2 separate regions of the Mus musculus genome follow, and region 2 is linked to region 1. A link is a loop called in an ENCODE intact Hi-C map of the cell type or tissue named here. Cell type or tissue: gastrocnemius. All regions are shown on one strand.

The links. Peaks named below come from ENCODE experiments on the same cell type or tissue, not always from the same donor. Only the 100,000 strongest peaks of a DNase experiment are listed, where the experiment ranks them.
Region 2: it touches region 1 in a loop (6-fold over the local background); 2 of 42 quality-filtered maps call a loop at or near these places.

What each region holds. Positions count from the first base shown.
Region 1 is chr2:84,887,558-84,892,557 of GRCm38, reverse strand. It overlaps a transcript of Rtn4rl2 not described here. Among named protein-coding and RNA genes, the nearest start is that of Rtn4rl2, 3.4 kb to the right of the region's middle. In gastrocnemius, CTCF peaks have their summits at 2,392 (motif pointing right), 3,696 (motif pointing right) and 4,641; DNase peaks (open chromatin) are centred at 3,683, 4,343, 4,738, 4,903 and 3 more places; H3K4me3 peaks cover 2,046 bases; H3K27ac peaks cover 1,942 bases.
Region 2 is chr2:84,452,422-84,457,421 of GRCm38, reverse strand. Tfpi (tissue factor pathway inhibitor) reads left to right here. Exons shown (of 9, transcript NM_011576.1): 4 at 3,425-3,622; 5 at 4,827-4,865. Among named protein-coding and RNA genes, the nearest start is that of Tfpi, 19 kb to the left of the region's middle. In gastrocnemius, CTCF peaks have their summits at 2,004 (motif pointing left) and 3,160 (motif pointing left); a DNase peak (open chromatin) is centred at 2,017; H3K4me3 peaks cover 274 bases.

The sequences.
Region 1 (5,000 bases):
TCATGGTCTTAAGGATACAAGAGTCCCTTCATCCTTCAAGGGACTCCAGTCCAGGCAGTGGGACCCAACTTTTGAATTACTATGCCTCCAGGAAGCCAAATCTTGACTGAAGCTCAGCACTATGTGGGGCTTCAAGAAAGAGAGATTATTAGTATGTACTGAGGTTGCTCAGTCCTGATCCTTTTGGATGAAGTCATGTGACTTCTTGGCATGGCTGGACCTAAAATGTACAGAGTTGGGGTGCAAGTGCAAATAGAAATATTATTGACATAGGCTGGGAGTTCTCTCCTCACACAGCAGTCAAAGCAGGCAAGACTTGCCCCTCTGAGTAACCCTTTGCTTCCCAAGCCGCGGCCACCCTTCCTGCATTCTACAAAGAAATCTGATACTAGAAATCTGCATTCAAATTTAGAATGGATTGATTCCACGAGGTTCTATACAGAAATATACCATGTCCTAGTCTCTTCCAAACTATAATTTTAGCCCTAACAAGAGTCCTCAAGGACAAACACACAAACACCCAGATCTGCAGATCTATGGTCTGTGAACATTCTCTCTAATGCACCCCCCTCCCCCGAGCCAAGCTTCTGTTATGGGAACAGAAAGGTGGGTTGGAGAAAAGGCTCATGAGTATCCTCAAAGGAGAGTTGGGCCTTGATAAAAAAAAAAAAAACAAAAACAAAAAACCTCTGTAGTCCCTAGCACCACAGTGAGCATACAGGCTCTAAGAGGCCTTAGGTAAGTCTTATCTCGTGGATGGATATTGCCTGGAGACAGACTGGCAAGTATGGAGCTCAAGGCAAGACTCTTCTGGCTCCAGTTTGTGTTTCATCTGCTAAACGGACTACAAACAAAACCTCCCTCATAGAGTTTCTCTAAGCCATCTAGTGCACAGAAGTTGGTGGCCTGAAATAAGTAATGACACACAGTAAGTGCCATAAGTAACATGAATTGAATCTTCTGGAACTAGAGTTACAGATATTTGTTAGCCACCGTGTGGATGCTGGAAACCCAACCCTGGTCCTCTGCCAGAACAAATGTTCTTAACCTCCAATTCACCTCTCCAGGTCCCAAACATGACCTTTAAACTAATATTGTTTGTTTGTTTGTTTGTTTGTTTGTTTGTTTTTTCTTCCTCGATTTAGAAAGGTCTGTTTTGGTGTCCTCTCCCCCACAAGACTAGCAGAGCAGGTCATGATCCTCCAGCTGCGGGTGCATCTTGAAGATGATGCAGTGTGTGTGGTAATGGACCAGTTCCGAGTAATGCAGGGGAACATCCACTAGCTCTGAGTGGTGGATAGAGAGAAAGCTAAGAACCCTAAAATGAAGTTCCACAGAATCCCTACATATAAATCCTGATCATCTACCGAGCCCATACACCACCCACTGCCCAGAGCTGGGACAGTAAGAGCAATGTGGACCCTGACTGATAGACCCCAGGTTAAGTAGCTTCCATCCCAGAAGGAAGGCCAGAAAGCCAGGCTCTCAGGAACTCCAAATCCGCGATGTTCCCTTCAACAGTGGGGAAACTGAAGCCCTGAGAGGCCATCCCAGGTTACACTCACAGGAAGGATTGAGGCTGAACTTCTGGTTGAGTTTGGGAATCCTGCCATCACGGTGAACAACCTTGGCATGTGCTAAGAGATGCTAGCAATGTCAAGTTCAGCTCCATGGGGAGGCCATCATGACTAAGGACTCACAACCCAGCACGACCCTTTACCCCTGATGAACTTAGGTTCTAACTCTCCTTTTTACCCACAAACTGCAGAGTCTGGTCTCCAGGTCGTTCTAGGCTACAAGCACAGGTAGCGACACTATTTAGCATTCTTGAGCAGGGGGTCAGAGACTCTGTTAGATTTTTTTTCATGCTTTATCTCATTTAATCCTCAAACAACTCTATGATCTGGGAACCAGAATTTTTCCTCTCTCGTTTTCTACCTGAGGAGCCTGGAGGCTTAGAGAGCGCTCAGCCCCTTGGTGAAGGTCATCTGTTTAACTAGTGAATTGTGCAGCAAGGCATGCACTAGACAGAGCCTCTGTGTTTGTGACCACTGAGCAATCTCAAAATATGCATTTACTAAACAGTGTTCTAATGTTGAAGGTGCCAAACAGGAGGTATTTAGGAGGGGGTGGGGGAGGCTCTGTTAACTCACTAAATGGCACCACCAGAAAGATTAGGGGTCCCAGTGACACAATGAGAATACTCATGGAGGACATATTGTGATAATCTGGCTAATATGCCACCTCCTTCTAGCCTTCTTTTTCCCAGAAACTGGCTTGATGGGGGGGGGGGGGGAGTGCGGGGAGGGGAATAGTCTATATTCATCAACCCCTTTCTAGAGATCTTTGGCTTCCACTAGGACTGCAGCTCCGCATATAGCCACCAGAGGGCGAGCCATGTCTGTGGCCAAGAGTACCCAGAGCCCGGCCAACTGTCTAAGCAGAGATCTGTCTACATGACCAGGCCACCTTCCCCGGTTACACTGAGCCATCAGTATACCTCTTGGGATCTCCAAACATTTCGCTGCCAAAAAACAAAAACAAAAACAAAACAAACAAACAATCAAACAAACGAAAATACCCATCACGAGGTCTGCCTCTAATGGGTCAGCCCGTATCAAAAAAAAAAAAAAAAAAAAAAGACCTCGAAACAGCAATGAGGCCAGCTTGCCTTGGGAGCTGGAGACTATGTAACCTGATGAATGCTACTTTCTCTATGTACAAATGAGTAAAGGGAGTGTAAGGAAGAGAGTGAATGGGCCGGGGTACTTAGAGAAAGCTGGTGCTCAAATCCAGAGAGAGTTGTCAGAGTGCAAGGAGAGGGGCCCCCAAGAGTAAATGTCTGGAGAAGCAAGAGGTGGGAATAGCCCACAGGGAAATCCAAACGCACAGCAGGATTCTGGGAAACCGCTACTAGCCATCCGCCCACCCACCAGCCAGCGGTCCAACAGCCTTGCTCAGCACCTGTTGGACACACTGTATGAGAAGCATTTCCTGCCCTCAAAACGCTGGCAGTCTAGAGGAGCGAGTGGTGAGTCAACAGATAACCATGGGAAACCCGAACACCTGTACAAGGCGGTGGCTTAGAGAGCTTGTGGCTGTCTAGGGAATCCCAACTTGGGCTGATGGAGAGGCCTGGAGCTGAGGACCCTCTTCCCCACACAGCTCATCCCAGGATGGGGTTCCCCTCCAAGCTTTGGTTGTCTGCCTGTGCTGGGGGCCAGTGTCCCCTCCCACCCCTCTCAGAAGAGCTGAGGCCCAGGGAGTCGATGAAGCACACCTGAGTCAGCCCGCCGCCCACCCGCCCCTCAGCGTCTGTCTCCGCATCTTGTGATATTTCGCTCCCCGGGAGCCAGCCCCATTGCGCTCCGGAGGCAGCTCGGCAAACAAATCCAGCGACAGATTGTGCCGCGGCTCATTCCGGGGAAGGACGCCAAATCCCACCCTGCTACCCCCAACACTCCCTCCCCGCCGCCCCCTCCAGCACTAAACACCCCCCCACACCCTCGCGCACGCTCCAGGAGCGGGCCCTGCACAGGGTAGGACCCAAGGAAAATCAAGGCTCTATTCCAGAGAGAGGAGACCCAAATATGCCCCTTTCTGTTTCTATCTGACCTGGAAAAAGAGAAAAGCAGGAGAGAAAATTCAGGGACTGCCAAGCTGCGAGCCCCGGAAGCAACGTAAGATAGAACCACCAGGGGGCACTCCAGAATGAGGTGCAAGAGTCTGAGAGCAGCTACCACCACCAACATCGCAGCCCAGCCAAGAAACAAGATGAAAGGGAGGAAGGGAGTAGAGACAAAGAGGCGAGGAAACACATGCGGACTTGGAGAGGCCAAGAGGAGGCTGGGACTCTCTCTCTCTCTCTCTCTCTCTCTCTCTCTCTCTCTCTCTCTCTCTCCCCCCCCCCCTCTCTCTCTCTCTCTCTCTCACACACACACACACACACACACACACACACACACACATACACAGAGACAGAGAGAAAGAGAACCAATGAAGACAGAAGATATACTCATCTCATCTTTGGGGAGGAAAGGACAGAAACTAAAAGGCGGCGCACAAGAGAATAGAGATTAAAGATGGGGATCATAAAATATGAATAAGAGTTGGGGGAGAAAATGAGAGAAATCGAATGAGTACGAGAGAAGAATGGCAGATTATAAAAGGTGCGTGGAGTGAATGAGAAGAATGAGACTAGCATATATAAAGCGCCGACTGTATGCCGTGCACAGCGTTGGACCCAGGCACAGGTATGAAGAGGAGCCCGTGCCTGGACTAAGGGTTCCTCCGCTCCACTCGCAGGCAGGGTCCGACTGCATCCAGATGGCCCTGGCACCGCCGCCGTAGGCACCACTGCAGCAATCCCAACCCCGCGTGCGCCGCTTGGCGACAGTTCCCCAAGCGGCTCCCTTCATACGGGGGTTATCAAAAACCGTGTACTAGGCACCTTGGACTGACCAAGACTAGGGCGAAAGGCGTTGAGGCTTTTAAAATAAGGCGCTGAGGTCAGGGATTGGCTGACTCCGCCAGGATAGAGGCGTCTAGGGACCCTATGAGGCCCCTATCCGCCCCTTGGTAAGAAGAGGGTTAGAAGTTTTTGTGAACCAGCAGTCTGCTACCACTTTTGGATCCTCTTCTGCCCTCTGGCGAGAGATAAGAAATCATACCCTTTGGGACATATCACGTAAATACACGCGCGCACGCGCGCGCGTTCACACACGCACACAATTCGCACGCACGCTCAAACTTACACCCATTTGTAAAAAGCTTTAAGGTACATACAACACACCTGAACATTTATTCCCTTCTCCTCCCATCCCGAACTCGAGCGCGCAGAATTTCACACAGCCCTCGCGTGGCTCAACCAGAGCAGAAACCAGCGAGCACACACTAGTACTCCCGCCCTGGTCCTGGTTCCCGACAGGAATAAAAGGCCAGCACTCAGCTACACCTGCCCAAGCGTCTGCGCGCGCGAGCACGCGCACATACACTTGCTC
Region 2 (5,000 bases), 440 kb after region 1:
CTTCTTACCAGTGTGTTCAAGATAACAGTGTCTGAGATGAGAATAGACAGACATCAAAGGGATTGGTGTGGACTGGAGTTCCAATTTCATGAGGTGTGAGATAAGAATATTAATAATGAAAAAAATGTGAGTGGTTATATCATTGTAGATTTATATATTTCCCCCACAGTAACACTTTGCACAAAACTATTGATAGAACTCAAGTTATTGATAATGGGAAATATTCACAATTTGACAGATTATAGTGTAGTTCTAACATATATTAGAGTCTCATGTATGCATTCTCATCTCTAGTGAGTTTGTCCAGTGTATTCCCCAGGAACAAGGTTGGGTAAACCCAACTCCTGAGCCTGATGCCTTAGTTGATGGGAGGGAGGGAATGATGGCAGCCGAGAGGAGAGTCTTAAATCCCCACAGTGTCATGGAGGGTTCCCAACTATACGGTGCAGCTTGACCTTCCTTGCACTTATGAGCTTTTGCTTCAGTCTCAGAGGGCTAGGATTAGAGGGCGGAGTCCTGCAGCTAGCTACAGCTTGATTTAACATTGTAGACTTGACACTCTTTTGATCAACTAGTTGCACAGTCTTATCTAGGTTTGTTTTATTTCTGTTTAATTTTTAATTAGTTTTACAATACCAAGAGGCACGCAGCATGGGACCCTTAGTAAGCTACCTGTTGGCCCTCGATCCACAAACACTCTCCAGGGGAGGGACACGCTATCACCCAGGCATCCCGTGACCCTTGAGCATTCTGTATTTCACTGAGCTTTTTATTTGACATCCCAAGACACAGGGAAGAAAACCAGATTGTTACCCTTATGCTAGGAGATACAAAATATAAACACTCAATCACAAATATTCAAATGTAAATTATAATTCTATTTTTTGGCTACCTCGGATCAGATTCTTGTTATAATATTCGGCAAATGTTCTAGTTTCATGGGTACAGAAGGATAGTCCTTATTTTTAAAAACATTATTCTCAACTCTTCCAAGTGTAAGAAAAATTATCCTTACTCCTTCCCTGAGGTAGTCTGCTGTTCGCTCTTTAGTAAGCTCTTCAATAAATTACTATTGTAATTATTGTAAATTAGTGATTGCAAGCGTCATTAAAAGGGCCTGCTGCCCGATATATTGTTGTATCTGCAATAACAACCCAGTTCTTGATAGATACGTATTCAGGGCACAATTTTAATACTCAAAAAGGTTATCCCCATAAATGAAAACCAAGACAGGCATACACCTTCCCAAGAGTGGATGGCTGTGGATGTCCGAGATTAACCCGAGGTCTTCCTGTTGTCTGGGACATCCTGCTTAGGTGTGAACAGCAACAAGATCAATGCATAGAATATACTGATATAAAATTATGGTAACTTCATTAATATGGGAATTCTAAAGAAATAAGGTAATAACGAAATAAAAAGTTGATAGTGTTTTTGTCTTTACGTGGTTGCTATGAATTTAGCACCAGATTTTCATCAAAAATGAGTTCCAGCTTTATAAAGCAATTTTTAGAGTGCTATTGAGCAGACATTACTTTATTAAATTGAATTGTTTAGTCCAAGTATTTGGGTGAAATCTCAGCCTTTCAGGTCTGTGATAATCTTACTCTTATTATTGTGAATTATACCTGGTATAATAGCATATGAGAGTCAGTTCTCTCATCTGCACGTATAAGTCTAAGCAACTTGATAAAACCTGCATCACAAAGAACATCTACAAAAGTAGATCTGCTTTTTGTTTTTGTTTTTGTTTTTGAGATAGGGTTTCTCTGTGTAGCCCTGGCTGTCCTGGAATTAACTCTGTAGACCAGGCTGGTCTCCAACTCAGAAATCTGCCTGCCTCTGCCTCCCAAGTGCTGGGATTAAAGGTGTCTGGCATCACTGCTGGGAGATCATTAGATGATTTTATAACGAAGTTCCATGAGATTGTAATTACTCAGAGGAAAGTTTGCCGGTAATTACTGTAACTACATCAACAGCACTGAAGAAACAACTCTTTTGTGGTACACTGTCTCCCTCTTGTGGCCAACTTATTAAATAGCAGGCTGAACTTGGGCTCTGTGTCTTCCTGAACACATACCGACAGAAACGCTCTCTCTCTCTCTCCCTCTCTCCCTCTCTCTCTCTCTCTCTCTCTCTCTCTCTCTCTCTCTCTCACACTCACTCACACTCACACACACACACACACACACACACACACACACACACACACACACACACACACACACACACACACACGATTTCAGTAAGCAAGAGCTGATATAAGTCAGCCAGAGAGAAGCACGACAAAATCTGTGCTTAGCTCTCCTTCCGGTAACACTGTCTAGTTCTCAGCCCAGAGCGTGGGAGTCAAAGAATCAATCAGTGCTTCCCCGCCATACCCCAGGCCTGCTCAGTAGCCATCTCTCAGATAACTCTTGATTCAGTCAACTTGACGTTTGACACCACAGATATCTGATTTTACCAGTACTATAGGTGATTGGGGCTGAGGAGACAGGAATGAGCTTGACTTGTAAGACCAGGAACTGAGTTTTATTCCAGAATGAATGTAAAAATAAGCTGGACTTTGGCGGTGCATGTCTGTAAGTCCTGTAGTGGGAAGCCAGAGAAAGGCAGATTCCTGAGGCCCGGTGTCCCCAGAGCCAGCCAGCCAGCCTAGCGTGCCTTTTGAGTTCTAGGGTAGTGAGAGATTGCAATTGAAGAGAGACAGTCAGGGAGTATGTGCACCCCTCCACTTATGCATACCTGCAAGCATGTTCGCAAACAAGTAAATAAGTAAAAAAGGAAGAAATAAGTGGGAACATTCCAATGTCTTTGTTAGAATCATAACTTTATTAAAATATGGCCAGAATATATTAATTAATATTTAACTATAGTAATGAATTGCAAATGGAAGAAGATAGTTGAAAGTAGCCTAGATCAAATGTATGTAAAATATTTTCCAAAAATTCACATTTTAAAATTGTAGGGAATTAAAAAAATGGATTTATTACTAGATTATCATCTATGTACAATTTACACTTTGTTTTAAAATAATTTTTAGGTGAGAACTTTGACGTGATGTCCATTCATGTTTTAGTATTTAAAATAATGGTGAATGAAGAGAATGTTTTACAGTAGTGCTCATAGATTGTCTCTTAACAGAGCACTGCTGCCCTCTAAAGGACAAATTGGTTTATGCCATTTAAAGCCTCAAGTGCCTTCCTTATAGATCATATATAAATTATCAAACACGTGGAACATATAGGCTCGCTCACTCAGGTCGTTACTTGCATGGAACCCATAATAACCTGAATTTTCAGTTTTAATTTTCTCATTTAAAAATTGACGGTGGAAATTGTATATTTGGCAAAACAACAGCAAGGATGTTATCATAGTGTTGGGAGAGAGCTACACACGTGATGTTTTAAAATTTACCTTGTAGATTCTGAGCTGGGGTCAATGAAACCGCTACATACATTTTGTGCAATGAAGGCAGATGATGGTCCATGCAAAGCAATGATAAGGAGTTATTTTTTCAATATGTATACTCATCAATGTGAAGAATTTATATACGGGGGATGTGAAGGGAACGAGAACCGATTTGATACCCTGGAAGAGTGTAAGAAAACATGCATACCAGGTAGGTTTCCGGGAAGCCTGTGGCACAAGAGTTGGTGTGGTTGAGGTCTCAGTGCAGATTCAATAATTTTAGAAGAACAATGTGATTTCCCAGGAAAGCCTGCTGTTTACATTTCTAGGTTTCTGGCCCACTGTTGTTTCTTGATTTCATCCTACCAGTTATCATAAAATTATGAAGCTTCATTTATTATCTATACTGCAAAGGGAAGAAACCCATAGTCCATGGAAGACTTTCATAGGTACAATGACATTAATGCAGCGAGCGTACCTACCTGGGAGCTGGGCAGTCAGGAAACAGTTGTTTTTCCTATAGACTTGGCTGCACCTTTATAAGCAGCATGCTCCTCCAACGCTTTTCTCTGAAGATAGTGAGTCAGAGAACTGACCCTTAGGCTCTAAGGATAAATGTATTATCACATATAAACTTCTATTATTTGAGTAAGCTTAGAGTTTCTAAAACTGACCTAGAAATGAGTCATTTATATGAAAAATTTGTAATACTACAAAAAAACATCAAAATTGTATCCCTCCCATGTAAACTTTACCTGGTCTAGCTTTGGCATTGAATATATGGCTGAAAGACTATAAAGCATATAATGTGTGATTAAACTTCATTGGCATTCTTACTCTCAGTCACATCATAATTTTATAACGTTTTGATAATGATTGCCAATCTTACCATTTGTAATCCCACCTGGTGTTAATGCATAGTAGGGGAGCGACATGCAATGCAATATTATGCATCCCAAAGCTGCATGGAAAAGTTTTAAAAAGTTTCAACAAAAAAATCTGATATATATTTGAGGGGGTAGATGTATCTCGCCTCACTTAAACATCACTTAGTATACAGTGAATTGAAATATGACATAACACCCCATTGCTATGTATAATTCTACATTTCTATCTATCAGTTAAAACAAGTTTAGAAAACGGCAGTGGGATCTGGGGATTCAGTTCAGTGGTAGACTTTTTTGGCATAGCATTTATAAGACCTTGCATTTGATATGCACTAACATAATAGGTAAAAACAATAATAAAACAAGGAAACAAAAATGACTGGCTAAAATAACCTCTCTCTATAAAACTTGGTTCATTAGGGCATGTATGAGAATGCTAATTGGATTATGTAACTGTCCTAGTTGAAGATCAAGTCATAATAGTACATTGTCGATGACGGCCACTGATTCACATCCTTCCTTTGGCAGGTTATGAGAAGACAGCTGTGAAGGCAGCATCTGGAGCAGGTAAATGCTCACTTACGTGTCAATCAGTAGCAGTGATCTAAGATAGTTCTTATACACCCCTGGTGGGGTTCTCTTTACATCCACATGACGTCAGAGATAATGTTTTCTTAACTGAAAACTTAGACACTACAGACA